Regions from separate parts of the Homo sapiens genome. Here region 2 is linked to region 1. Evidence: chromatin loops called from intact Hi-C (ENCODE). Cell type or tissue: heart right ventricle. All regions are shown on one strand. Links, peaks and the distances in the headings refer to the core of each region. The heading gives the core; the rest is flanking DNA.

Evidence for each region. Hi-C counts contacts between places; a loop is a spot of excess contacts. Peaks named below come from ENCODE experiments on the same cell type or tissue, not always from the same donor. Only the 100,000 strongest peaks of a DNase experiment are listed, where the experiment ranks them.
Region 2: it touches region 1 in a loop (2.4-fold over the local background); 12 of 110 quality-filtered maps call a loop at or near these places.

What each region holds. Positions count from the first base shown.
Region 1 is chr5:111,544,480-111,560,236 of GRCh38, reverse strand. The region is part of intron 1 of STARD4-AS1 (STARD4 antisense RNA 1); the gene reads right to left. Among named protein-coding and RNA genes, the nearest start is that of STARD4, 40 kb to the right of the region's middle. RefSeq lists an enhancer at 9,725-9,804. In heart right ventricle, for the core only: a CTCF peak has its summit at 9,517 (motif pointing left); a DNase peak (open chromatin) is centred at 9,476; H3K4me3 peaks cover 1,024 bases; H3K27ac peaks cover 2,158 bases.
Region 2 is chr5:111,816,613-111,832,369 of GRCh38, reverse strand. LOC105379122 (a long non-coding RNA gene) reads right to left here and starts at 5,601. Exons shown (of 3, transcript XR_007058900.1): 1 at 5,493-5,601. It also overlaps a transcript of NREP not described here. In heart right ventricle, for the core only: no CTCF peak of the experiment used is centred there; no DNase peak of the experiment used is centred there.

The DNA.
Region 1 (15,757 bases), core at 8,385-10,884:
GGGGCAGAAAGAATATTTGAGGAAGCAATGGCTAATAACTTCCTGAATATGTTGATGTTAATATAAACATCCAAGAAGCTCAATGATGAACTCAAAGAAACTCACACCAAGACACACTATAAACAAACTTACAAAGGACAATGAGAGAGTTTTGAAAGTGACAGAGAAAGGTGGCTAGTCACAAAAAGGGGATCATGAATAAGATTTTCAGAAAATTTCTCATCAGAAACTCTGGAGGCTAGAAGATAGTGGGTCATATAGTCAAAGTGCTAAAAGAAAAAAAAAATCTCTCTGCTAAGAATCCTATTTCTGGCAAAACTGTTGTCCAAAAATGAGGGAAAAATTAAGACATTCCTAGACAAACTAAAGCTGAGAGAATTTATTACCACTAGACCTTCTCTGTAAAAAAAGAAAATGATCAAGGGAGTCCTGCAGGATAAAATAAAAGAACAATGGATGGTAATTCAAAGTCATGTGAAGAAATAAATATCTCAATGAAAGTAAATATGTGAGCAATTAGAAAAGCTAGTATTGTAACAACAGTTTGTAGTTCCACTTTTTTTTACACCATGATTAAAGAGACAAAGCCATTAAAATCAGTTTAAAAATGAGTATTATGGTAACTTCAGTTTCTAATTCCACATTTTGTTTTCTACACAATTTCAGAGACTAATACATTTTTAAAAAACTATTAGTTTATGTTTTGGGGCACACAGTGTATAAAGATGTAATTCTGTGACATCAGCAACTTAAAGAGGTGAGGACAGAGTTGTAAACAAGCAGAGTTTTTATACGTAACTGAAGTTAAAATGGTATAAATTCAAATTAAAGCATATTCACTTTAAGATGTTAAATGTAATCTCCATGGTATGGGAATTTAGACATGAGAAAAATTTAAACACTTCACTATAATATAATAATAAATAGTGAAATATAGAATAATAAAAATAAAATATAAAATAAAAAATAGTGAAATAATAGAAGTCTCTTCTTATCAGTAATCACTCTAAATGTAAATGTACTAAACTTTCCAATAAAAAGACAGCAGTATGGATGAAAACATGTGATCCAACTAAGTGCTGTCTATAAGAAACTCACTTTAGATCCAAAGATACAAATAAAGTGAAAGGATGGAAAATGATATTCTATGGAAATAGTAACAAAAAGAGAGCAGAAGTGGCTACACTAATATCAGACAAAATACACTTTCAATCAAAAAAGATTACAAAACACTGAGAAGGAAATTATATATTCACAAAAATATTAATGCAGTGAGAAGATATAATAATAAAAATTATTTATGCACCTAATAACTACCAAAGTATAGGAAGCAAAAACTGACATAATTGAAGGCAGAAACAGACTGTTCTACAATAATAACTGGAGACTTTATTATGCCACTCTAAATAATGACTAGAACAACCAGATAGAAGACGAGTAAGGAAACAGCAGACTTAACATAATAATAGATATATACAGAATATTTTACCCAACAAAAACAGCACACGTTTCTCCAATGCACATGGGACATTTTAGAGGATACACTGTATGTTTTACCACAGATTAAGTTTCATTAGGCTTTAAAAGGCAAGTATCATACAAAGCATCTTCTCTAACCACAATAGGTTAAAGTTAGAAATCAATAACACCAGTACAATTTTTTTAAGTTACAAATTTGTGGAAATTAAATGATGCAGTGTTGAAAAGCTAATGATCAAAGAAGAAAACAAATGGGAAATTGTGAAATTCTTAGAGAAAACTAAAAATAAAAACAGAACATACCAAAACTTACAGAATATAGTGCACAGTGAAGGTCATGCTAAAGGGGAAATTTATAGCTACAAATGTTTACATTAAAAGAACAAGAAAGATCTTAAATCAATAACCTAACCTTACAATAAGTAATAAACTAAAGAAGAATAAACTAAACCCAAAGCCAGCAGAAGGAAGAAAATAATTAAAAATTAAATCAGAGATAAGAGAATAGAAAAGCAACAGAAAAAATCAATGAAACCAAAAGTTGATTATTTGAACAGATCAATGAAATTGACAAACTTTAAGCTAGATTGACTAAGAGAGAAAGAGATGACTCAGTTTACTAAAAGCAGAAATAACATTGGGGACATTATTCCTGATTCTACAAAAGTAAAAAAGCTTAAAAGGAAGTACTATGAACAACTTTACACCGACAAATTAGATAACCTAGATGAAATGAACAAATTTCTAGGAACATAAAACCTACCAAGACCAAGTCATGAAGAAACAGAAAATCTAAATAGACCTATAGCTATTAAGGAGATTGAGTCAGTAACCAAAAATCTCCTGACAAACAAAATCACCAGATATTATGACTTCATGGGTGAATTCTACCAAACATTTAAATAACAGATACCACTACTTCTCTAATTTTTCCAAAAAATTGAAGAAGAGAGAACACTTCCTAGTTTGTTCTATGAATTCAGCATTACCCTGATAATGAAGACAAAGACACTAAGAGAAAAGAAAACTGAAGATCAATATTTCTTATGAACAAAAGGGATAAAGTTCTCCAACGCAAAAATTCTCAACATAATACTAGCAAACCACAATTAGCAGTATATTTAAAGAATTATACACCATGACCAAGCGGGATTTATTTCTAAAATGCAGGGATAGTTCAACATAGAAAAAAATGTTCAACATAATACATCATATTAACAGAATAAAATAAAAAATGAATGATCATTTCAATTGGTGCAGAAAAAAGCAGTCGAGGAAATTCAACATATTTTCATGGCAGAAATATGCAACAAACTGAAAATAGAATAAGACTACCTCAACATAATAAAATTCAGTAAAGAAAAACCCACAGCAAACATCATACTCAATGGTGAAAGACTGAAAGCTTTTCCTCTAAGATCAGGAACAAAATAAGGATGTTCAGTTTCACCATTTCTGTTTGATATAGCACTGGAAAACCCAGCAAAAGCAATTAGGCCAGAAAAAAAATAAAAATTATCCAAATGGGAAGGGAAGAAGTAAAATTTATCTCTGTTCACAGTGGATATCATGTTACTATATGTAGATAATGCTAAGGGTTCCACAAACAATTGTTAGAGCTAATACATGAGTTCAGCAAAGGAGCAGGATACAAATCAACACACAAAAATTAATTGGATTTTTTATACACTAACAATGAACTGAAAAAGAAACCATGAAAACAATCTCATTTACAACAAGACTAAAAAGAGTAAAATACTTACGAATTAACCAAAGAGCTGAAAGACTTAAACAATAAAATTACAAAATGTTGCTATAAGAAATTAAAGAAGACATAAATAAATGTAAACACATTCCATGTCCACTGATTGGAAGACTTAATATTGTTGAGATTTTTATACCACACAAAGTGATCTTCAGTGCAATCCCTATTAAATCCCAATAATACTTTTTGCAGAAATAGAATAATCTATCTTAAAATTCATATGGAGTATCAAGGGACCTTGAATAGCTATAACAGTCTCTAAAAAGAAGAACAAAGCTGGATGACTCACCCTTCCTAATTTTAAAACTTACTGCAAAGATAGAGTAATAAAAACAGTGCGGAACTGGCATAAAGAAAAACATATAGACCAATAAAATAGAATAGAAGGTCCAGAAAAACCCTCACATATACGGTCAAATGATTTTTGAAAGGGTGCCAAGGCCATTCAATGCAGAAAGGACAGTCTTTCGACAAAGGGAGCTGGGAAATTGGATATCCACATGCAAGAGAAAAGCTGGACCCTTACCTGACACTAGCTACAAATTTAACTCAAAGTAGAAAGGTGGTTACCAGAGGCTGAAAGCGAGGGGAGGAAATAGAAAACGGGGAGATGTTGATCAAAGGGTACAAAGTTTCAGTTAGACTGGAGGAATAAGTTTTAATGATTCATAATTGTACTGCCTGTTAATAATAATGTGTTATATATTCCAAAGTTGCCAAAATAATATAATTTTAATGTCCTCACCCCAAAGATAAGTTCATAAGGTGATAAATATGTCAGTTAGCTCCAGTGAATCTTTCTACAATGTATACGTAAATCAAAACATCACATTCTACCTAATTAATATACACAATAATTTGTCACTTAAAAATAAATTAATTTTTTTAGAAAGTTAAAAAGAATCCTCAAAATATGTCAAAGACCTAAATATAAGACCTAAACTATAACACACTTAGAAGAAAACATAGGGGGATAATGGCATGGCATTGGATTTGGCAATGATTTCTTAGATATTTTAGGTTGGTGCAAAAGTAATTGCGGTTTTTGCCATTAAAAGTAATGACAAAAACCTCAATTACTTTTTCACCAACCTAATAATACCAGAGACACAAACACAAAAGAGAAAATTAGACTTCATAAAAATTCTTTAAAAATGTGCATCAAAAGGTATCAGTAGAGTAAAAAGGTAACACACAGAATGGAGAAAAAAATCTGCAAATCATACATCCAGTATGGGATTAACAAATATATTGAGAACTCCTACAGCTCCAACAATATAAACAACCCCATTCAAAAATGGGCAAAGGATTTGAATAGACATTTCTCCAAAGAGGATATACAAACTACTAATGGGTACATGAAAAGATGCTCGACATCACCAATCATTAAGGAAATGCAATTCAAAATTACCATGAGATACCACCACACACCCTTTAGGGTGGCGACTACCAAAAACAAACTAACTTCAGAAAATAAGAAGTGTTTGGCAAAGATGTACAGAAATCGGAAGCTTTGTGCCCTGTTGATGGGAATGTAAAATATGCCAGCCATGATAGAAAACAGTGTAGTGGCTCGAAAATTAAAAATAGAATTACCATCTGATCCAGCAATTCTACTTCTGGGTATATACTCAAAAGAACTGAAAGCAGCTGCAGCAATTAAAAAGAATAAGTTCATGTCCTTTGCAGGGACATGGATGAAGCTGGAAACCATCATTCTCAGCAAACTAACACAGGAACAGAAAACCAAACACCGCATGTTCTCACTCATAAGCGGAAGTTGAACAATGAGAACACATGGACACAGAGAGGGGAACATCACACACTGAGGCCTGTTGGGGGGTATAGGGCAAGGAGAGAGAGAGCATTAGGACAAATACCTAATGCATGCAGGGCTTACAACCTAGTTGACGGGTTGATAGGCGCAGCAAACCACCATGGCACATGTAAACCTATGTAACGAACCTAGACGTCCTGCACATGTATCCCATAACTTTAAAAAAAAAAAAAAAAAGGAAAAGAAAAGAAAAAAAGAGGAAGAATTGAAAGCAGTATCTTGAAGAGACATTTTTTTACCTATGTTCCTAGCAATCTTATTCACAATAGTTAAAATGTGGAAGCAATCCAAGTGTCCATCAATGGTATGAATGGATAACCAAACAGTGGTATATACATACAATGAAATATTATTCAGCCTTAAAAAGCAAAGAAATTCTTACACATGCTACAACACAGATGAAACTTGAGGACACTATGCTAAGTGAAATAAGCCAGTCGCAAAAGACAAATACTGTATGATTCCACTTATATGAGCAACTTAGAACAGTCAAAATCATAGAGACAAAGTAGAAAAGTGGTTGTTAGGGAATGGGAATGTATCAATCCATTCTAACACTGCTATAAAGAACTACTTGAGACTGGTTAATTTACAAGGAAAAGAGGTTTAATTAACTCGCAGTTCTGCAGTTACAGAAGGCATGGCTGGGAAGGCCTCAGGAAACTTACGATCATGGTAGAAAGTGAAGGGCAAGCAAGGCATGTCTTCACATGACCAGCAGGAGAAAGAGCAAAGGCGGAAGTGCTACACACTTTTAACAACCAGATCTCGTAAGAACTCACTCACTATCACAAGAACAGCAAGAAGGAAATCCACCTTCGTGATCCGATCGCCTCCCACCAGGTCCCTCCCCCAGTACTGGGGATTACAATTCAACATGAGATTTGAGTGGGTACACACAGCCAAACCATATCAGGGAGAGAGGAGTATGGAGAGTTATTGCTAAATAAACACAGAGTTTCAGTTTTACATGATCAAAAGACTTATGGAGATAGATCATGGTGGTGGTTGCTCAACACAATGAATGCATTTAACACCATTGAACTGTACAGTGAGATTTCAAACTTTCTTCAGCTATGAGAAGATCTGGCAGCACTGGGCCCTCCTGATAGCAAATGAAAAAACACTCCCTTTAGATGGGGTCAGCACTCTCTGGACTGATGTAATGCTTATGTCATTTGTGTTTCCACAGCAGTGGAAAATCAGTGCCCATTGTCTTCCATCCTCTTTCATTCAGCTCACTTCATTCATTTTCCTTCTCTGTCTTCTCCCCGTAACCACTTGAATTTGCAAGGTTCCTCTGCACTAAATTGTTTTTAACCACTGTTTAATCTTGTTTTGCTTTATTCAAATTTAATCACATCTTAAAACATCCTCTTGTCTTCATTTTATTTATTTTTTATTTTTCTCTTATCTTAACTTTAGGTGTCAAAATCCATCTACTTAGCTCACTGGTTGCTGAGCATCTTCAGGACTTTAAATGGCAACTTCATTTCAAAAGCTCTTAACTGTTTCATTAAAATAATCTATCATGTTAACACTCTTAATTATTCAAATACTTCTAATTCACTGTTCTCTCTCTAACCTTTTTTTGAAGAGAATCTGACTTCTGATTAATATTGCCTCCTTTATTCAGTTTAGCTTAAGTTAGAAAAAGCAAGATGGTAACAGCACCCCTGCCCAGGTTCCTAAACATTGGAGAGCTGCTGATCTTTCAATTAAAACTAAGAGAAGTCTTCGGCAAGTTTGAGGGTCATGTTGGTGTTCCATATTATATAGTAAGTTGGCTCTAGGAAGCAAGAACTGATACCTCCATGTACCAGAAAATTGTCATGAACTTCTCCTTAAATGGGACCCAAGGAACTAACCTGGCACTCATGGAAAGCTAAACCTGGGAGACTAACTGTGCAGCTCAGCAAATTCTCTCCCTGATCCACACTGTAAATATGCAATCAAATCTCTTGACACTGTAAGCTAATGGAGATCAGCTAGTAGAAGGTCTTTGGAGGGCAATCAGGTGGTATTAAAAATATGCTAATGGCAGCTTGTGATCTAGCAGCAGGACCCCAGGATTTGGGGTTGGCATGGTAACTGCCAGCAGATAGTTCACACAGAACAGGAACAACGGAAAGAATTAGAATGAACTGCTTAAATGCAACTGTTAATGAAAAATGTGGAGCACAATCAGAAAGAATGTTTGGTGCCCTCAGTGGCAAAAACAAACAAACCAACAAAAACACATACATACAAAACACAAGACCAAAAAGTGAAGTGAATGCTTTCCATTTTGCTATGGCAATCAAAGGTCATAGGAGCCAGCCATTGGGAAGAATTTAGAATTTAACCTGATGGTTTTATAGAGGACCTGTGACTTTGTTGAAATACAAGTGTTTCATATGTGAATGACAGAAGTGTCATATGTGTATGTGTCTCCTCACCAAGGCTGAAAGAAAAGGTCTGACAGGGAACAGCTTTTAACAATCTACTCTATCAAAGGCAGTACAGATGGTTGTTTTTGCTTTTAGCTTAACTGAATGTCAAATGAAAAAAAAAAAAGGCTTCTTCTCATACATATATCCAACACATAGAAAGAGGTTGAATTGGGGCTTGCACTCAAGTGCACATACATTACTGGGCAAACGTAATGCATGCTTAAGGGTGCGTGCACCCGTGTGCATTCCTGTATTTTAGGTGTGCCCTCTACTTTTTCCCTTCTCTGCCTGAAGCTGGAAATTTCATAGCAACTCAGCCTCTGCCAGTATGGGCTTGAGACCACAAAGAACGAGATTCTTTCCTGTTTTCCCATTGCAAAGCCTAAATGCCATTGTAAATGATTTTTCCTGGCGGGATGTATTAATACAAAAAGACAGGCTAAGTTCACTGTACCCATTAGCCTTGCTAACCCTTGTGGCTGAGGGCAATGATACAGAGTCAAATAATGTGAAGGGAGCTGCTGGAAACAGGCAGCAGTTGGATGACTCCAGGAAAACAAAGGTAATATGTCTGCATCCAGCACAGAGGCTCTCACGTGCCAGAGATGGAAATGAAGCTGTGAAAACAGAAAGTAGGCATGCACATCTCTGGAGGCTAAGGAAAAAAGGAGACAGAGAGGCAGACAGACCATGAATTAAGTGAGCTTGGGAATGCAGAGAAGACAATGGGAAAACTAGTGAAAGCTCAAAGAACAATTTGTATGCAGAGGAGTAGGAGCACGGCAAAGAAGAAATTCAACTCCTTAAGGATCTGTGTTTCGATCCACACTGTCCTTAGCCTAGCCTGAAACCCCTGCTTGGGAAAAAGTTTTGTCGTTTGAAAAATGCCCTTTTAAAATGACTTAGGCATAATTTCCTTCTCTTAGTCACTTCCTTCCTTCGCTTTGATACAACAGTCGCTTAAAGAAAAACCAGGGGAGAAAAGGTGGTGGAAATGCGTACAATTGGAAACAATTGCTATTGTCCTAGACATGTTCAATCTAGCAGAGACTGACAGGTGCTCTGCTGCTCAGAGGATGCAGTTAGATATGCTGTCATAAAATTAACACCTGGGGAACTAAGGTTTTGTGGGAGCAGCATGAAACATATATAATTTGGGACTCTAAGAAAAACAATACAGAATTACAATATGAAATTGTGAGAACATTCTTAGAGAGTTGGAAAGAGCCTAGGGAAGTAAGGGCCTTATCAGTTAATATCCATTATTTATCACATGTTACCATGACAACACCTGCAGGGAGCGGGGAGCACCTTTCCAATAAGGGGCCTTTAGTCAAAGAAAAATACAGGTCCATTTGTTTTTTCAAGACACAGCCTGCTCTTAAAACACCCACAATGTTGTCTGCTCATTAGACTAAATTCTGCATCCTGTACTGCTAATAGCACTTCCTGAGGAAATGGGTGGGAATTCCAAGATAGTATCACTAAGAAACTAAGTGACTTTAATTTCTAAGGGACTTTAGTTTCTAGGCATATTTCTAAGGGATGCCTAAATGACTGTATTATTTCACCTAAAATAATATACAATCTCTTGGTCTTGCAGCAGATCTGATGTTGATGTGTATGGTGTGAAATGAAAGAAGACAAAAGGTTCACCTTGAATCTTTCTAGAGGCCAAAGACAGCAGCTCATTGCTTACTTGTTAAGTACGAACTTAATGAGTACTGTTACAAATAGTGGGAGGCTCCCACAGAATATGACTTAGGAGAAAATAGAGCACTGCTGCTATAAGAGGAGTCTTTTGTTTGTGAAATCACAAGAACACCTGTGATTCAGCTCCCCAGGAACTTCAGTGGGCCAGTGTCCATTACTTTCATCATCAGGGATGTTTTCGTGTTGGGGCCTCTCTCTGAAGGTCCTGGTTTACCCCGAGGGAGCTTAGTGAGTCAGGCGCACAGGATGTGAATGGATGAGCCAGGACTTTCTTCTACCAGGGCGCCCTCTTGTGGGGATCTTATTAATTATCTTGCAAGGAAAGGGACCTTATACCCGGTTGCCTTCACAAGGCACAATTGTGAAGATTCACTTGTCCTATAAAGCCTCAGTCATCAGGCTTCAAATAGATATGCTCTCTCCTCTCTTCTCACTGTGGTTGAACTGGTCTACTTCTCTGTTTTCTTGTGACCAAGGTATGGGCAGCAACATGCCGCATGAAGAGTGCCCTCCTTCTGGTAAGAAGGCACATCACCAGTGACTTGCCCTTGTCCTTCTGTAGCTGTGTGCTTCTAAGCACAGGTAACCTAAAGTTCTCTGTCAGGCAAAATGAGTGTCCTGAGCATACTGCTTGCACCCTACTTGGGCATTCTTCCAAATCTTCCTAAATGTGCAAGACCCAGGCTACCATGCAGTAGTAGCACGATCATAGGTCACTGTAACCTTCAACTCCTGGGCTCAAGCAGTCCTCCTGCCCTAGCCTCCTGAGTAGCCAGAACTGCAGGCACACACCACCATATCCAGCTAATTTTTTTGTAGAGACAAAGTCTTACTATGTAGCACAGGCTGGTCTCAAACTCTGGGCCTCAAGGAATCCTCCTGCCTCAGCCTCCCAAGGCGCTGAGATTACAAGTGTGAGCCACCATACCTGGCTTATGCTTCTTAATTTTCTCCAAATCTTAATCACCCTTTAAGTCTCAACCTGAAAGTCTGGGTACGGTTGCTCTCATCCTCCAAGCAAGAAGTTGATAGATCTCTTTGATGTTTTTTCAGTCTTCTTTTTTGTTTTTTTTGAGATGAAGTCTTGCTCTTGTCCCCTAGGCTGGAGTGCGATGGTGCTATCTCGGCTTACTGCAACCTCTGCCTCCCGGGTTCAAGCGATTCTTCTGCCTCAGCCCCCGAGTAGCTGGGATTATAGGCGCCTGCCACCATGCCTGGCTAGGTTTTGTATTTTTAGTAGAGACGGGGTTTTATCATGTTGGCCAGGCTGGTCTTGAACTCCTGACCTCAGGTGATCCACCCACCTCGGCCTCCCAAAGTACTGGGATTACAGGCGTGAGCCACCGCTCCCGGCCTCTCAGTCTTCTTTTTACTTATCAAAACCTCCCAACAGACCAGGCTTACCAAGGAGAGAAATTGTGTTTGTTTCTGACTATGTTGCTCCGGGTTATGATCCGAGTGCCGGCCTGTTATCTGTCACATAACAGGTGCTAAATAGGCATTGGATGACAAATGACCAGACTCCATTCACTCACATTGCACACGCTCTTCTTAACTGCTAATGCATACACATTTGGTGCAATTCCTTGGCAGTGCTGCACGGCTAACAACTTATTTACAGAGTAAACAACTACCCACACCTCCTGTGTGTCAAACACAGAACTCCCTGGAGTGGAAAAGCAATCGACAAAGAAGATAAAGAGAAGTAGGGTCATAACCAGGAAAAAATGGTGTCTACAATGCCAAAGGAGGAGAGAAATGATCAGATAAAGGTGGCAGATTGCCACCTGCTGAGAGGGCAAAATTCTTAAGGGATTTGCCACTTATGTGGCCATTGTTAGAAACACTATCATGAGCAATTTCAGTTAAGTGCTGAAAATGACTGGCTCTGTGGTCAGAGACATAAACAGTACTATTTTTAATCACTCTTCAAGGTTTCCATGAAGAGTAAGGAAGGAGTATTAGAGGCTGGCACTTTGTGTCCACTACAAGAATGGTCTCTAAGCAGGTGTTAGATTTTATTAAATTGCAATCTTCATGTGGCTCCAGTGACAGGCTCTGATTTGGATGGCCTTCCAGTTGTGACCAATGGAGCTTCACATCCCCCCAAATCACTGGGCCTCCTTTAAACACGTCTCATTTAGCCTCTTTGGCTTCTTATCAGGCTCAAGAAACAATCTAAGATTGCAAGCGAGTGCACTCTGGAGAAGGATAATTGCTGTGAATGACTAAAGAAGGCCTCTCAGCATTAGTGTTATCATGAGCTTGAAAACCTGCAAATCATATGATAATTATTCCTGAAGTTCCTTGGCAGCCCTTAAGTATAATTATCATGTAATCTGCAAGGCTCAGAATGTTTTCAAAACAAGCGTGCATGGAAAAGAAATGGAATGAGCCCCTCCTTTTTTATTAGCATATCCCTGCTCCCAGGTCAAGTGACCAAGGTACGGGCAGCAACATGCCGCATGAAGAGTGTCCTCCTTCTGGTAGGGAAGCACATCACCAGTGACTTGCCCTTGTCCTCCGATCATGACAGCCTTGTTTGCCTGCTGGCATTGAACAGTGATCTGTTCCATGGTGATCTGTGCCTTTGTGCTTTGTTTCCTTTCTGACACTGCAGGTGGGTACTGTATTTCCTAGGTGAGCCATTCAAGTGAGTCCTAAGGATTTTAAGATTAACCCACAGAAAATTAATTTTGTCAGGTGTGGTGCATGGGAGGCTTTTTGGTTAGCTTAGATTGCCAAGTAGAAAGGAGAAAACTCGATGACTCAATAAAGCCTGTTGATTCTGCTCCTTATCCAAGGTGAGGATGTCCCCTATCCTCCTGGAGAACACTGGTGATTACCTGCCTCCTCTGGAGCCAGCACTGCACTGGTGTGAAATGCAACTTGATTTAAGAAAAAAGCAGGCTGGGTAGGGTGGCTCACGCCTGTAATCCCCGCACTTTGGGAGGCTGAGGCGGGTGGATCACCTGAGGTCAGGAGTTCGAGACCAGCCTGACCAATATGGTGAAACCCCGTCTCTACTAAAACTACAAAAATTAACCGGGCATGGTGGTATGTGCTTGTAGTCCCAGCTACTCTGGAGGCTGAGACAGGAGAATCACTTGAACCCAGGAGGTGGAGGTTGCAGTGAGCTGAGATCACACCACTGCGCTCCAGCCTGGACAACAGAGTGAGACTCCATCTCGAAAAAGAAAAAAAGCACAGCAGTTTTACAGCTTAGGGTAGAAGACCAAGAAAATAAAATCATGTAGCTATTTGGGAAACATTAAATAAAAGGTGATTTTCAAATCTTAGCCGATCTCTAGCAGAGAGTGCTTATTTAGCTGCAGTAGTGATGAGCAGCCTTTCCCATGTTGGATGATGGATGGAATCATTGGATTGTGAAGGCCTACAGGATAAAAGCTGTACATTAGTCCTCTTGGTATCACAGGACCCAGGTTCTGACACACAGAGGGCCCTACACGTGACTAAATGAATATGATCCCTTCTCTGTACAAAAGTCTAGTGTTTTTCGAGAATTCCTAACTTGTAGCAATTTGAGGTAGTAGACAAGACAGTGAAATGGGAATAGGGTCTGTATGGAGGCTACAGCCACTGTCCCCATGAATTATCAAATGTGCTCCTGCTCCCACCCTTATCCCTCACCACGTCTGCAACTCTACAGCAACTAACTCTACCCCAGTTAGGGGAGGAAGACCTTTTTCTTCAAATATCTATTCCTCTGGCCAATTGACCAACCTGTCAGGACAGAGCAGGAAGACTCAGTATAAAACAGTGCTTATTCTCACATCTGACACAAAATAGCGAGTAAATTTTTTTTTTTTTTTGAGACGGAGTCTGTCTGTGTTGCCCAGGCTGGAGTGCAGTGGCACCATCTCAGCTCACTGCAAACTCCGCCTTCTGGATTCACACCATTCTCCTGCCTCAGCCTCCTGTGTAGCTGGGACCACAGGCACCCACCACTACGTCTGGCTAATTTTTTTTTTGTATTGTTAGTAGAGATGGGGTTTCACCATGTTAGCCAGGATGGTCTTGATCTTCTGACCTCGTGAACCGCCCGCCTCGGCCTCCCAAAGTGCTGGGATTACAGGCGTGAGCCACTGTGCCCGGCCGTGAGTGAATTTTTTAAAAATAAAATTGTGTGTTTTGGTTTATTTCATAAATATATTTAAAGAAAATTAAGGAAATATAGAAAAGTAGAAAACATTGAAAAAGCTACCCAGCATCATCACTCTAGCCTACCTTTGTTAACGTATTTATCGTATTTCCTTCTCATCTCTTTTCTAAGCAGTATTTGTTTTTGTTTTCCTGTTATTATGGGCATATAGTACATATAATTGCATCTTACTTTAACTTAAGTCATGATTGTTTCCCTGTAACATTATTGTACACTCTTAATAAATATTTTCCATAGCCAAAGGATGATAGAGTCATAATTTACGTACCCATTGCTCTATGGTGGCAACTCAAGATTATTTCAGTTTTCACCATTCACTAATAGTATTGCAAGAAATGTCCTTATGTATACAGCATTTTCTTTCTTTAAAATTATTTTCTTAGAGAAAAATATTATAACATAAGGTTAGGTGAAGAGTTCTTAGGACTGACACCAAGGTGCATCTGTAAAGACAAAAAATTGACAAATTGGACCTCATTACATCAAAAATCTTTTCTCTGCTTAATATGCTGCCAAGAGAATGAAGAAATAAGCTACAGACTTGAAGAATATATTCGCAAATCATCTATCTGACAAAGGCTACGTGCCCAAAATATATGAAGAACTATCAAGACTCATTGATAAGAAAACATACAATCCAATTAAAAAAGGGGCAAAGGACTTGAACAGGCATTTTACCAAAGAGGTTTTAAGGATGGCAAATAAATACATGAAAAGATGTTCAACATCATTGGCCATTAGATAAATTCAAATACAATTAAACATTACTACACACCTTTTGAAATTGCTAAAATTAAAAATGCCAACAATACCAATGCTGGTAAGGAATTAGAACTCTCACACATTCCTGGTAGAAAGGAAAACTGGTAAAGCCACTGGAAAACAGTTTCATAGTTTTCTATAAAGCTAAACACACCCTTGCCACTGATAGCAACCCCACTCCGGGGCATTTATCCTACAATGGGGAGAACTAATATTACACACACACGTGTAAGCCTGTACACATGTGTTCATAGTAGCATTATCTGTGGCCGCCAAAAACCTGAAATTACTCAGTGTCCTTCAATGAGCAAATGGATAAACGAACTATGGTTCGTTCACACAATGGAATACTACTAAGTAGTAAAAAGGAACACACTATACTAAACAACTTAGATAACTTTTAAAAGCATTCTGCTGGGTCAGAAAAGCCAGTCTCAAAGGGTTACATATGTTTCATTTATTTGACATTTTCAAAAGACAAGACTACAAGAATAGAAACCAGATCCGTGGTTGCCAGGGGCTATAAGTAGGGGATGTTACTCTGAAGGGATAGCTTGAGGGAGTTTCTTGGAAGACGGAAAAGTTCGGTATCCCAATGGTGGTGGTGGTTACATGAATCTATATGTATGTTAAATCTCATAGAATTCTACTTCAAAAGAAAAAAAGTGACTTTACTGTATGATCATTAAAACAAATTAAATTCAATTTTAAAAATAAAGATCTTTTTTTAAGTTGCATAAATGAAGCAAACAGCAGTGAAAGGATGAGAGTCCTATGGAGCTTCATTAGCTACTTAGCTCAACCTATGTGGAAACCAAGATGTGATGGGACTTGCCCAGGGTCATGGGCAAGCCTGAGATGAATGAGTAGGAAGAGTTACACCTTCCTGCTTCCGTGTTGTTTCCAGAAAATGCTTGAGTCTCTTCAGCTGAAAGATGTGGTGTGGAAAGTTACAGAATTATTTGCTTCTCATGAATCCAGTCTAGAGAGGATATGGTGGGGACAGGGAAGCAGAGGGGAATTTACATCATGGCACTTGGAAAATTAGCCCCATTCTGCAGAAAATCTTGTTTTAATCAGCCTGAAACTATGCATTCTCTTGACTAATGAGCAAACACAGTTAACTCTGCAGGGTTTCTGATCCCAGTGCTGTGTCAAAAGAAAAAGAAGTTCAGAAAGCCGCTCCTTGGTTGGCCCGTGAAAGCTTCCATAGATAGAGAAAAGACTAACAAATGATAACAAAGGTGTAAGACCTGAAAACCCCATAGAATTGTATAATCATTCCCCAAAATGAGGACTAAAGAAGCAATTCGATCTTTTACATCATTGAATTATCTATTAGTTATATGAAATATATGTCTTTAAATATAGATATTCTTAAGGCAAATTTATTTTTTATCCATTGATAACACTATTTCATGGTTGTTAAATGTTCTATTCAAGGCTGAAGAGAAGGTTTGATATATTTTTCTGTTTAGGATGACAACCAATCATAAAAGATATGCTGGAAAGTTTTAATTCAACTATCATGTATTTCTTAAATGTTGGTTGTATTATTCATTATTCCATTTATTTAATCTAGTTTT
Region 2 (15,757 bases), core at 6,112-8,611, 270 kb before region 1:
GTTGTTTGTTTTTCTGTAAAGGTGGGGTTTCGCCATATTGTCCAGGCTGGTCCCTAACTCATGAGCTCTAGTGATCTGCCTGCCTCGGCCTCCCAAAGTGCTAGGATTACAGGGTTGAGCCACCACACCCAGCCCCAGGGTGGTTTTGAAAGACATAGCTCATTAATGTCCTTTTTTCCTCTGTACCTACTGAGGTCTAAGGTTTTCCTTCCCCAGAGGCCAGGGTTGTGGCTCTACCTCCACTGCCACAAAGTTTTTATGTTCCATTCCCGTAAGAGTAACTTCACTTTGTTATAAATCATTTCCTACTCACTCTTAGACCTTTCGTCCAGAAGGTTCCAATACATCCAGAAGGTAGAAAGCGTTCTTATAACACTCATAGAGACCCTTTGTCCTACACTTGGCCTACGTGGGCCACTCAGCAAGCAGTGTACTCAACCCAGTGACCTTTATCTTGTGGGGGATGTCAACCCCACAAGAGGGCCAGATAGTGGCACCAGAAATAAGTTTTTATTCTCTAGGCCCTTTTTGTCTGGCAGCTATCTTGAGGGCGTGCCAACCAGACTTCCCTGAGGCTGCCATTAACAGAAAGAAAGAAGTGTTGTGTCCAGGAATGATCAGGATAGAACCTCAAATTTTTAAAACAGATCTGGATAATACCCATACTGCTTTCATTTTAGTTATAACTCAGGAAGAGGCTGAGAGAAGATGATTCCTTTCTGGGGACAGCCACCTACAGTGAACAAACTGTCTTGCACAAGTGGGTGAACCGGTGGGAGGAAAGAGTGGTAGAGTCAAAAATCCTTTGGCATTGTTTTTTGAGAAGGATGTTCCAACATGCCCTGATACAGGATGCCTGTGGATGATGAGAAGAGCGAAAAGCCCATCAAATATGTTGACAACCAGCCCATTGTTGAGTGGCTTTTGTAATAAAAGCCATGCATTTTCAGACTCCAGATCGACTAAAAAACTGAAGACATGCCATAGACTAGTTTCAATGGCCCAATGGTATGACCTGAGTTGGCTGATGGAACTGGTGCAATTAACACCAGAAACTGTGAGGATGTCAGTGGAGGAGAGAAACCACTGATAGCCACCAAGAGAAGGGTAAGCCCAGTAGAAAGCTAATTGGTACTTCCAAAAGGGATGTACCCAGTAGCCATGTCAGTAAAGTGATGAGTGTAAAACCACAGATGCGCTTCCAGATGGAAGCTTTCAGTAAAGGTTCCCTTTGCCAGAGACTCCAATAGGCAAAATCATCAGTTACACAGACTTGTAGCTTGTAGAGGTCATTATGGTTTGGGGGCCCTGCTTGGAATGGGCCAGAGAGATGGCTGATTTAAACTAGCGTTTTTCTACATGTTGCTCTTCCCATATAGGAGAATTCCTTCCATCACTTATGGAACAGGGAAGTACAAGTAAATAACACATCAATTTCTGCTGTAGTTTCAAGTTTAGAAGTAACAATAATAGTACATTAAATTAGTCCAAAAGGCCCCACCAATAAAATCACATTAGCTTTCCTTTATTACTGTGGGTTCTGTATAACTCTTATCAGTAGAATCATGGTGTCCCCATCCTTCATGGAACTGATGGGATGATAAATTGGGCACCTGTATGCAACAGAACCATAAAAGTTTGAGTTCATCTCCCTGAAATTCCTCAGCATACTCAAACAGGTATATCTAGCCATTAGAGACAAAGAGACCTCAGCCACACCCCTAATCACACCTTCTCTTAAAGCAGCTTAGGCTGGAGGGAGAATGGCTTTGTGCCAATAAATATGTCTTTGCATTCACATTCAAGTTTGAGTGTTGTGGCTTGTGACTCAGCCAAATAAACTGTTGATTCTTTATATCAGAAGATGAGATCATCATGGCTGACAACACCCATTTCAGCTTTCGCTATCTCTTGATTCCTCAGGAAAGCCACAATGTTTTCCTCTGGGGCTCTGAGGTTTGTATCCTTTGCCTGATTTAGGATTGACTCTTCCAGTGGCACCTTTTGTTTATTTGTTTGTTTCTGAGAAATCCATCTTAACCCAGGGTGTTAGCTCCTTCTGTGTCATTGTAAGATCTTTTAAACTTCACTTGGCTTTAACCTAAGACAGGAGTGTCCGATCTTTAGGGGGCCACATTAGAAGAATTCTTTTGGGCCACACATGAAATACACTAACATTAACAATAGCTGATGAACAACAACAACAACAAAAAAAACAGCTGAAAACTCCTAACATTTTAAGAAAGTTGACAAAGTTGTGTTGGGCCACATTTAAAGCCATCCTGGGCCACATGCAGCCTGTGGGCCATGGGCTGGACAAGCTTGACCTAAGATCTAGGAAAGTTTTCCTGAGTGGCAGTGCTAATTACAAGAATCTGTCTAGATTCTTTTGGGAAATTTTTTCATTCTTGAGTGAGTCACTTTCATCAGCACTGTACACCCAGTCCAGGGCTGTAAGAGCTGGTATAGTAGTCAATACCTCATCTGTGTTTCCCATGGGAGCTTTTCCAGCCCATGGCACGCTATGTGGGTGAAGTCATTGAGTTTAAAAAGCTAGGAATGGGTTGGATAAATTCAGTAGCTAGTCAATGTCTAGATCTCCTGTCATCCAACACAGAAAAATAGCAGGGTGAGTGGGCTATTATCCCTCAGCTCAGAAGATTGAGTTCAGGTAAAGTCTAGACTGAGAGTCAGATACCAGGTATTTACAAGGGATTTGATCTCTGAGTGCATCCATTGTGAGGCAAGAAAGAGAAAGAAATTTGATGGAGGAATTGAGCTTAGAAGCCAGAAAGAGCAGATGTAAAGGGACATAATCTGGAATCAAAGGTCAAAAACCTAAAGGGAACTAGGTATATGTGGGTGCAGATTGGGAAGAAGCCAGAAGTGTCAAGGCACATTACATTGTCTTTATGGGCCGGTGGGTGTCAGATTATCTTGCAGAAACATGTTTATGATAATCATCTCTCATTTGGTCTTCTGAATTAGAGTCTTAACTGGTTTCTCTGACTCCAGCCTCCCCCTGCCAATTCTTCCTCCATGTGGCTGCCAGAGTTCCATTTACAAAATACAAATCTGATTATGTCAGTACGTTGCTTGAAAACCCTTTTTTGGTCTCTCACTGCAAAATGAAAGTCTCAACTCCTTAGCATGCCGCTTAATGTCCTTCACAAGTTGAACACGGTTTGCTTTGCAACCTCATCTCTGTGTCTTCCCAACATGTACCCAATGTTCTAGCCACATAGAATTATATGTTTTTGTTTTTTTTTTTCCAGATACACTATGCTCTTTCATGATGGTTTGCCCTTATTTCCTTGCCTGGAATGACCTTGTCTTTCTCTGCTTGGAAAACAACTAGCTTCAGCTCAGCTGTCTCCCCCTCTAAATGTCTCTCTAATCTACAGGCTGTGATCCCATAGTATCACATGCACATTGATTATGATGTTGTGTTTGTGTAATGCCTATTATCTGTGCTGTCCACCAGGCTGTGACCTTCCTGAGAGAACTTGTCTTATTCATTATGATAGCTCCTCTACCTATTTCAAACCTTGGCATACAGTAGTCATTTATTCAATATTTGTTGAATGTAATAATATCTTAGTGATACAACAAATTGTTTGAGGCAGTAAGTTTTTTTATCATGCTAAAAATTCAGATAGGGACCCAAGTATCTAGATTATTATTAATAATAACACCACTCCACCAAGTATAATATTAATGATTTTGTATTACATAGTCATTTTTTTTATTTCCAAAGCAATCAACGGTAATTGCTGTAATTAAGCGCTCTAATCTTTAAGGCTCTTAAGTGTGAAATTAAGCTGAAGTCATCCAAGGGACAGCAGGTAAACATTGTTTTAGGGAATTAATATTTGTTTGTGGTTTTTCCAAAGAGACATATAGGTTATACATATACTCAACAATTTTTTTTTCTATAATACTCTTACTTGGTCCCAAAGTAGCACATCCCCTCCATACTCCCTCACTCCCACCCCAAACTCCAAAGTTCCTCTTCACCTATTGCCTAGAAAACAAATATCCGGCCGGGCGCGGTGTCTCACGCCTGTAATCCCAACACTTTGGGATGCTGAGGCGGTGGATCACTTGAGGTTGAGAGTTCGCAACTAGCCTGACCAACACAGAGAAACCCCATCTCTACTAAAAATATAAAATTAGCTGGGCATGATGGCACATGCCTGTAATCCCAGCTACTCAGGAGGCTGAGGCAGAAGAATCGCTTGAACCTGGGAGCTGGAGGTTGCGGTGAGCCGAGATCGTGCCATTGCACTCCAGCCTGGGCAAACAAGAGCGAAACTCCGTCTTAAAAAAAAAAAAATTCTAAAGGAAATATATATTTTGTATCAAGTTACCTAAAAATACAAAAGGTGCTGTGGAAGCATTATTTGAAATAGTTTTCTGAAGGAACCTCTGGAAAACATACTTCTTGTGCCTTTGGTACTGTCTTGGATCTCCAGAGAGTACATAGGTTTTTTGTTGTTGTTTTTTGTTTGTTTTCTTTTGTTTTTTGAGACAGAGTCATCCCGTGTGGCCCAGGCTGGAGTGCAGTGGCATCATCTCGACTCACTTCAACCTCCAACTTCCAGGTTCAAGCAATTCTTCTGCCTCAGCTTCCTGAGTAGCTGGGATTACAGGTGCACACCACCACACCCAGCTAATTTTTGTATTTTTTAGTAGAGACAAGGTTTCGCCATGTTGGCCAGGCTGGTCTCGAATTTCTGACCTCAAGTGATCCACCCACCACAGCCTCCCAAATTGCAGGTGTGAACCCCCACACCCGGCCTAGAGCACACAGGTTTTATTCAATCTGAAGGGCAACTGGCATAACCATTTTCTGGAAAAGCACTGTAAATGGATGACCTCATAACCTTGGAGGAGCAGCCTGGTTCCTCAGTAACTTGGGCATTGTGTAGCCATTTTGTAAAAATCTTTGACTCTGCCAGTGATCCTTGTCTTCATGACAAGTATTAATGAAGTGGAACTAAGAAAATATTAGTAGCCCCAAACAACCCTTCTGGTGTAACATGTTGGTTCCTTGACATTAAACTACAAGTATAGGTAGGAAGCAAACCAAACGTGTGCATCCCTTACACTGATGGTATGCAGCAGTGCCCATTATTCCACTAGTGAAGTTTTATCAAACATACATTTAGAGTAGTAATAATCCTTCACTATATAAGGAAAACATCACTGATCAATCTCAACATTTTTCCCACTGGACATGGGAAAGCCGACTACTAACAAGCAATCAAAATTAGTGTTTAAGAAAATATCTAGCCAACTATTAACGAGCAATCAGAATTAGTGTTTAAGAAAATATCTATTTGCCAATTTTACCCCAGTGCATAAGGATACACTCTCAAATAAGAAAATATTATTTGTAATAAGGCAACCCAACAAATATTAATTGGCTATTGTAATGTACATTACATGTGGGCTTATTCCATACCCATTCCAACCCTCTTTCAACTTACCTTCTTCCACTAAAATGGGGGAAAAGCTCAAAATTATACTTCCGGCTAGGTGTGGTGGCTCAGGGCTATAATCCCAGCACTTTGGGAGGCCAAGACAGGTGGATCACTTGAGGCCAGGAATTTGAGACCAGCATGGCCAACATGGCGAAAACTCGTCTCTACCGAAAATACAAAAATTAGCCAGGTATGCTGGCACGTGCCTATAATCCCAGCTACTGGTGTGTGCAGAATTGCTTCCTTCTGGTGGGTTCTTTGTCTCACTGACTTCAAGAATGAAGCCACGGACCCCTGCGGTGTTAAAGTTCTTAAAGATGGTGTGTCCTGAGTTTGTTCCTTCAGATGTTCAGATGCGTCTGGAGTTTCTTCCTTCTGGTGCATTGGTGGTCTTGCTGACTTCAGGAGTGAAGCCGCAGACCTTCATGGTCAGTGTTACAGCTCATAAATGCAGTGCAGACCCAAACACTGAGCAGCAGCCAGATTTATTGCCAAAAGCAAAACAACAAAACTTCCACAGTGCTGAAGGAGACCTGAGTGGTTGCCAGTGGTGACGCGTGGCCTGCTTTTACTCCCTTATTTGGCCCCACCCACATCCTGCTGATTGGTCCATTATACAGAGAGCTGATTGGTCCATTTTACAGACTGCTGATTGGTCGTTTTCTACAGAGTGCTGATTGGTGCGTTTACGAACCTTTAGCTAGACACAAAGCACTGATTGGTGGATTTACAATCCTTCAGCTAGACATAAAAGTTCTCCAAGTCCCCACGTGACCCAGAAGCCCAGGTGGCTTCACCTCTCACTGGGAGACTGAAGCAGGAGAATCGCTTGAACACGGTAGGCGGAGGTTACAGTGAGCTGAGACTGTGCCACTGCATTCCAGCTTGGGTGACAGAGCAAGACTGTCTCAAAAAAAAAAAAAAAATCCAAACGAGCAAAAAGATTATATTTCCACACTCCCTTGCAGTTAGAGTGCAGTCATATGACCTAGGTGCCACCCATCAGATGTCCCTGAGGGAGACCTGAATATTAAAATGAGAAACTTTAAGCTATGGCCTCGGATAGAGAATAGACCTCCTGACAAGCACCATGGAGTTAGAAGCTGGTTCTCCTGGAACCACTGTGATGGTAGATAGTTGTGTTTATACCTAAGCATGCTCAGGGCTAAGTTTTGGGCTGCAGTTGCAGTGGTTTTATTAGAGTAGTTCATGATGTGAACTGAGCATTTTTCCTACCTACATCCTTCCTGACTACGCAGTATCCACATCTGATTTTCTTGCATTCCAGGAGATTTGTGAGCTACCAAAAATCCTTTCTGTTTCAATAAACTAGTGTCTTCTGTTCTTGGTAATCAAGAATTCTGCATGTGCCTTTCATGTGCCAATCACATATTCCCTGCTTGTTAGTGTATTCTAGAAAGAGAGACAGTAAACAAAATTAAAAACATGTCATTGCAGTTGTGGAGTTAAAATGAAAAAAGCATAGGGAGCTATGGAAGATAATGAAGTTTGCAGCTGTGGACCTGTCCTATTCTCCCACCCCAATACTTAGTATCCATTTGGACTGAAGACTAGAGGTAGAAACAATGAGCACTTTGCTTTGATATGAACATTGCTGCCTAGGCCTTTTCTGAAAATATAAAGAAGAGTTTTATTTATTTATTTATTTTTCTATATTTATTTATTTATTTGAGTTTTATTTTTAATCCATTAAATGTCAAAGGATCTAACATTGCTATTAATGAGCATGTATGATAACAGAATATGAAAGCAGTTTAATGCAAAAGGAAAATAGAGTCTACATAACTGCACACTTTTTAGCTGTAATACATCACAGTTCTTAACTCTGACTAAGGAAACACTTAGGTTCTGAGGAGACGTATATCTCTTCTGTGACTATGAATTAAGCACAACACACATAACAACATAGACGATATATGTAATGCATTTATTGAACTATTCATAGCACTTTACATAAAGACCTATGTCTTACTCCTGTTTTGCTTCACATAATTTATTTATTGTAACCAATGTATACACTATACACCTATGCACTCAAGGCTACATAACTGGAACAACTGTGTGCTAAATTCACCTGGAAAAGATTATAAATAATAGATACAAAAATACGTATGGAATTCTATACACCTTTGAAATATGAGATCTACTTTTGATGAACTTTCTGGCCACAGTCAAATTAGGAATGTAATAGACTTCATCTAAAAATCCCATTAAATTCCTAATGGGATTATTGCCTTACCAATTTTAACATAAATGTGCCCTTCCATCAACATATTTCTATAGATAAAAAAGTACAATGTGTTTGAAAAAACATGGGCTTTCAAAAAACATTAAAAAAGAGCTGTGTTTCCATCCCAATGCTTCTGTTTGCTAGCTTTGTGCCCATGACTAGGTTACTTAATTTCTTGGCACGTCATTGCATAATGGGAAAGATAATATTGGTCTACAGGGGTTAGGCTCTAAAACATATTTTTTATTTATTTATTTATTTTTTGAGACGGAGTCTCGCTCTGTCGTCCAGGCTGGAGTGCAGTGGCGTGATTTCTGCTCACTGGAAGCTCCGCCTCCCTGGTTCATGCCGTTCTCCTGCCTCAGCCTCCCGAGTAGCTGGGATTACAGGTGCCCACCACTACGCCAGGCTAATTTTTGTATTTTTAGTAGAGACGGGGTTTCACCGTGTTAGCCAGGATGGCCTTGATCTCCTGACCTCGTGATCCGCCCGACTCAGCCTCCTGAAGTGCTGGGATTACAGGCTTGAGCCACCATGCCGGGCTAAAACATATTTCTTTCCCATTTTCCATTAGTGCCACTCTTACCTTTGGTCCCTCAGAATTTCTAGAAAAATCAGTATTAATTTCATTAATCTGTGAACCAATTAAAGTAGATATTTATCTGTATGCATGTATTTATGTACTTAGATACATGCTACACTAAAACTAAACTTGTAAAATACCTAAAAATACATCTGTATCTAGGAAACATCTACTTTTAAAAAGTAGTGATTAAGCTCCTGTTTGTCATCTGACTTTACAGAGTGATGATTTTATTAGAATAAGTAAGATCGTGAGATTTTTCACTCAGAAGACACATTGAATTACTCTGGACTTCTGCCAGGATATGTAAAACAATAAGAATTTAGTGAAATTTTGAAACCCAAAGACTTATCTATAACCCACAGTTTAGACTATAATCTTATAGCGCTCAGCTCAGACATTCTTCATTAATAATAAAATTATAGACAATCCTAGTTAATATTTTTATACTTGTCTATTAAATAACATAATACACATTTAGAAATTATGGTATATGTAATGTTTTTATTGAACTCTTTATATCATTCTATTTTAACAACTGGACATTTTTCTTAGGGAAAAAGTATATTGATAAAGATAAATATATATGAGTACTTTAATTAAAGTTAAAATTCAGGTTAATTCCAATTGTCAGGAGACAGAGCTAGACTGGGGATTAGATAGGAAGATAGAGATACATGCAAACATGTATGGTGCTGTAGTTTGGTTTATTTGACCCATCAAAATTTCATGTTGAAATTTGGTCCCCATTGTTGGAGGTGGGTCTTGTGGGAGGTGTTTGGGTCATGGGGTTGTATCTCTCATGAATAGATTAATGTCTTCCCTTGGAGGAGGCAGTGAGTGAGTTCTCACTCTATTAGTTCTTGTGAGAGCTGGGTATTGAAAAGAACCTGACCCCTACCCTCTCACTCTTTTGCTTCCTCTCTTGCCATGATTTCTGCACATACCGGATCCCCTTAGTCTTCCCCCATGAGTTCAAGCAGCCTGTGGCCCTTGCCAGATGCAGATGCCCAATCTCAAACTTTTCCAGATTCAGAACCAGAGCCAAATAAACCTTTTTTCAATGAATTACCTAGCCTCCAGTATTCCTTTACAGCAACATAAATGGACTAAAACATATGGCTTTTAGTTTTATAATTTTTACTTGATTCTTATTTATTGATTCCAGTGATATGTTGATGTTCTCCATTTTTCATTTATACTTTTCTGCATACTAATGACAAATATTTTAAAGTCTGTGTCACATAACTACAATATATGGATTTCCTGTGTATCTGTTTCTGTTTTCAATTATTTTCTGTTAATTGTTGACTATTTGAGCTTGTTCACTGGTATACCAAGTACTGTTTTTTAATTTACATGGTGGACATTATCCATGAAAGTTATGGAGAAAATTTCAGACTCTGAATGATTTGATGTTTTCCTAGAGCGTATTCACTTTGGATTTATGCAGGCAGCTACAGTAAGGGCAAATCAGTAGTCTAATAGGAACAGAGATGAAGCTGTGTTTCAATCTTTGTAAGGACTGGTATATTTCCATTTGACTTTACTCCTAGCATGTAAGCCTTTCAGGAATCCCGATTGATAGCCTGGATGTTTACCGAGGTCTCTCCTCTTTTGAAAGCTCTAAACTCAAATTTTTGTTGCCCTAATTCTATTATATCAAACTGCCTAAGGGTCTTCTCAGCTTCTCAGTCTCTGTCACTGATTTCTAGCTTCCCAGTCTTTTAGTTATCTGTTGTAAGTTTACAAATAACTCCAGGGAAAAGTGACACCAAATCTTGAGCTCATTATTCTTTATTCCCCTTCTCTCCAGGACCTTGGACTTTCAAGTCTTCACTGCTTTGATAACTTTCCAATGCCTTCAAAGACTTGATTTCCATATTTCCTACTTTTTTTAGTTGTTTTCAATGGGAAGGTTGGTCTGAAATGAGCTGGTCCACACTAAATGGAATTTGCCTGTGTTCTTCAGCTCTTGCTGATTCAAAATTTGATTAACTAGTTTGCAAATTAGCTGTGGTTTAAAAATAATAAAAAGTTTACTTAAAATATATATACAGAAAATATTTTAAGCATTTTCATAGTAGAAGAGGTTGTTGGTACTGTTTACAAAGCAGCATATTCTACGTAATATTACTGCAACACAAGATGCTTTTGTCTTCCAGAAAAAAAATACATAAATATTTCTTCTCCTATAAATACCCTCTTCTGAGTTCTTCTAAGCCACAGTCAAGCAAAAAGTGAAGGCAAGAGAGAGCTAAATAAGGAGCTGCTAATACCAAAGCAAGGACAATGATGCTGAATGAGTTTGGTGAAGAGAGAAAGGGAGAAAGAAAGGACATGAAACTCAACACACATCTCTGCTCTACTTGCTTCTTGTTTTATTGTTTTTTTAAAAACAGGCTCAGCTAAAAAATACCAACACAGACATTTTAATAGAGAAACTGTCTGCATTTTTTTGGTCAAGAAATTTCTTTGATGTTGACTGGTTCTAAATATTTTTCCTTTGATGTGTTTGGATTCAGATTTAGAAATATAATTGTGTCCCCAAATATGATTACATTAATGACTTTAACTAGGATTCCATTATATCTATTTATACCACATTTGAAAAGTTTTGTTTTTCATGTACACATGCTTGATTTGAAAGCAACCAAAGACAGGAGTTGATTTTTTTTTTTTTAAAGAAGGGAATGATAAAACGGAGCTAAAAATATTTGTGTCTGGAGCTACATTTCAGATTCTATAGTCTTAAATGATTCATTAGATCTTATAATTCCTCATAGTCCTAATCAGGAATACAAAAATAATATAACAAAGAAAGCATGAGAATCTAACAGGGCTGCTACACTGCACAGCTCTTAGAGGTACCAGCGGAGTGCTGTGTGCATGGTATCTTCTGAAGTATTGCAGAGCAGTGGCCCTGGGTCTAAGGCTAACATCTAGTCTGGTGGTTCTCTAACCTAATTATATATCAGAATGCACTTGGTGTGCTTTTGAAGAACACTGACTTCAGACCTACCCAACTGAAATCTGAAAGACTGGGGATTCAGAGGACTGTCTTTATATTTCTGAAAGTTACCCAGTTATTTTTACAGTACAGCTGACTTTAGAAACTTCTGGTTAAATTACTTCTCATCTCTGTTTCTAAAATATACTTATAGGATTAGATTTTTCTTGTTTTTAGGCAACATCATTAATTGGAGACTTTCCTTATCTTCTATCAATAATCCACTTCAATCACTGACAACTTTTTCCACAAAAATTCTTTATATCTTATCTAATATAATTCAGCTACAAATTAAGCTTTGTAAATAGTCTCCAATGAAACCATAAAGGCAGACAGATCACACTTCTATAATTTTTATTTTTAAATATGAAATATTTTAAATGTGTAGAAAAGCACTAACAATAATGTAACATATTTATGATCAGCCATATATGTCCCAGTTTTGTCTCTTTCCAATTAAAAAAAAAAATCAGCTCTAGCCCTGCATCATCTTTTTCCATTTCCCATCTCCCCAGAGGTTATCATTATCTTGAAATTGGTGCTTATCATTCCCACACATAGTTTAGTAATCATACTATATGTATATATAGTTAATCCCAATCATTTGTGGATTTCATATTTGTAAATTTGCCTACTCTCTAAGACTTACTTGCAGCTCCAAAATCAATACTTGTGAAGCTTTTGCAGTCATTTGCAAACGTGCACAGAGCAGTGAGAAATTTAAGTTGTTCAACGTGCACATCCCTAACTGAGATTAAGCAAGGTGGCGCTCTGCCTTCTTGTATCAACTTTCATCCTGTACACAAGCACTTTTTTTTTGTGATCTATTTAGTACCACATTTTGAGCTGTTTGTTGGTGATTTTGCTGTTTAAAATGGCTTCTGACGGTCAGGGTGATCAGATGTCAAAGTGGGAGATTCTCTCTCTACGGACTTAGCAGGATTCTTGTTAAATGTGAGCTATGGAGACCAGGCAAGGAATAGGGGCCTAGGTGGAGATCTAGTTGAGAGGAGAGCTCAAAAATCTGACTAAAGTTTGATCAAGGAGAGAGTCTTTGTCAGTATCTGTGGCAATTTTTTTAAATTACTGAAAGTGAGGCTTATTTACATTCTTCAAGACTTACCAATTAATAAGCTCTCTTAAAATCTCCAGTTTTAATGTCTGTCTGTTCCAAGTGTAGTCCTGAAATACTGTCAAGTATTCCTAAGTGCAAGAAGGCCACAATGTGCCTCTTGGAGAAATATGAGTTAAATAAGCTTCATTCAGGCTTGAGATATAATGCTATTGCTTGTAAGTTCAATGTAATGTATCAACAATGTATATTAAATAAGGTGTCTTTAAAAATAAATACACATAACACAAAGTTATATTCATCTGTTGATGAAAATGTTATGACCAGAGGCTTGCAGGAACCTAACCCCATATTTTCCCCAGGAGCAATGGTTCACTATTTGCTAATTCAGTATTCATGGCAACTTCATAGAATATGTTAGAAGCAAAATGCTTGTTCCTTGGTGCTGCAAAGAAATAGTGCTCGAACATTAATTTTCTCAGCAAGGCAATTTTTACTTCTATAGAAGGGTACGACTTGCAGATGGAGTAATGGCGGGAACACACCTGGACAAGGGAGGGGAAGGGGTTCTTATTCCTGACACAGGTAGCCCATACTGCTGTGTCATTCCCCTATTGGCTAGGGTTGGACCACACAGTCTATGCTAATTCCGTTTAGCTATTTTAAAGAGAGCAGAGGTACAAGCCAGAGTGGCAGGGTGAGTAGTTTGACAGAAAGGGTGGTTAGAGAACAGGTGACTCAGGATGATTCAGGTCAGAGCAGGTGACCAGGGGTGACTCAGGTCAAAGCAGGTGACCAGAGGAACAGATATGAACTACTGATTAGAACTGGTGGGAAAGTTGTTTACTGAAACTAGAGGCAAGCAGGTAAAGAGAACCAGGAAGTTAAACTTTAAAATGGAGAATCAAAGAATAAGAGAGCTGAACATACTGACATACTGATTCTTTGAAGAGAAACTTGGAGTTCACTATATCTAACAAGTATAACTACCATAAATAATGGGAATCAACTCTACTTACAAATAATAAATGGTATTGTTTTATGCATTGTAGGTTTAAATAGTTTATCTACCTATCCTTTTGTTACCTTTTTCCATTCCACACTATACTGTTGAGATTTATACATATCTAATTCTTTCATTTTAACCTGTAAAATCTGTACAAAAATACTACAGTTTTTTTATCCTTACCACTACAATCAGATTGTTTTCAATTTTTGTCAAACAATGGTACACTACATTACTTTACACATGCATATGCATGAGAGTGTTTCTTTGGTACATTTCTAGAAGGCCACAGTTCTTCAGTTGGTGTTGTTTCAAATACTTCAGAGAAATCATTAACTTAATCCCAATATCTCTTCTTCAGAGTCATGCAATATATCCTAATTGTTTACATTAGTTTGTAAACTGAATGCTTTTCAGCAAATCATAGCCTTAATCTCAGTTTACAAATGAAAGTCACTGGCCACAGAACAAAACAGACAACAAAAAAAGGCTTTATATTGATTATGTGAATATTAAAAATATTAGCAGAATAATTATTCTCAGTACATAATCAAGGACTTCATTTTACCCATATCTCTATAACACCACGTCACTGCCATTTTTCTGAAGAATGTATTTTTTAAAGTTTCTTTTTGTAAGGAAGTTGCTTCAAAATTGCATTTTACAATTATTATGTTTAAAATTGTTGACACCTTCAGTTAACTCTTCACAGCAGATCAAACTATTAGATTGAATAATGTGCAATTAATTATAATATGACACTGCAGATTTTCTGAATTACATTTTTAAAAATGTATGATCTAATTATTTAATGTTTTTCTACAAAATTGCCTTTAATCATCTTTAAAGTTGCATTTTGTAGTTAATACATTTCAAATATCTGATAACTTCAGTTGAGAATTCTGGGTATACCATAATAATTAATTGAAACTTGTGGAATTTCTGATATTTGACTTTCTTTCACCTACCAAAGAATGGCTCTTTCAGATGATGTGATGTAATATTTTTATTGAGAAAATATTATGTTTATGTGTTGAACTGATAAACTCAGGGTCAATTCTTACACATGTGAAATATTTTTTGTATTCTAATATATGTGTGTGTATACATACACATATATCAGTGTATGTATAACCTTTTTTTTTTTTTTTTTTTTTGAGATGAAGTCTTGCTCTGTTGCCCAGGCTGGAGTGCAGTGGCACGATCTCAGCTCACTGTAAGCTCCGCCTCCTGGGTTCATGCCATTCTCCTGCCTCAGCCTCCCGAGTAGCTGGGACTACAGGCGCCCGCCACTACGCCCGGCTAATTTTTTGTATTTTTAGTAGAGACGAGGTTTCACCATGTTAGCCAGAATGGTCTCGATCTCCTGACCTCGTGATCCACCCACCTTGGCCTCCCAAAGTGCTGGGATTACAGGTGTGAGCCACCATGCCAAGCCTCTAATATATTTTAAAAGGAAAAAAGTTAAAAATCAATTATCTAAAAAATCTAGAAAATAGCAAATTAAATCATAATAGAAAGGATGTTCTTTAATCTGATTGACAAAAACTTCAGAAATCTTACAGCATGCATCAAAATTAAAGGTAAAAATTTAAGCTTTCCCACTGGTATTGAGAATGAGAAAAGGAAGTCTATCATCACCACTTCCATTCAATGATGCACTGAGGTTCCGTCCAGTGCAATAACACAATAAAATTAATAAAAGATAAAGAGTTGTGAAGGAATAAGTAAAACTGTCATCATTTGTAGATAACGTAATTGTGATTGTAGAAAACAATAAAAAATGTACAGATAAACTGTTAAAGTCAATTTAGCAAGATGGCTAGATTCTAGGTCAATATACAGAAATCATTTGTGTTTCTAATTAGAGATAAGCACTTAGAAAATGAAAGTTTAAATAGCATAATTAAAATATTATTAAAAAGCACATCAACTAGTTATAGGAATAAATCATTTGGTTGAATATATTCCAAATTCCTATTATAATTTTGTCATAAAGCTACATTTTTTTCTTATTAGTATAGTTACTTCAACATTATTTCAGCTAGCGTTTTTACAATTTATCTTTTTCCATCCTTTTACTTTCAAATTTTTGGTTGTTATAGTGAATATTTTATTTTTATATAGTCTGCAGTGTTAGAATATTAACTGGAAATGTTTACACCATTTACATATTATAATTGTGATATATTCAGTTTAAAACTATCATCTTACTTTTTTTTGTTTGATCAGTTTTTTTTTTCTTTTCTTCTTTTGGATGAATTATTTTTATCATTTTATCATTCCATTTCCTTTTCTTGTTGATTGTTCGTGTTCTATTATGCCCTTAGTATTAGGTATTATGTATAT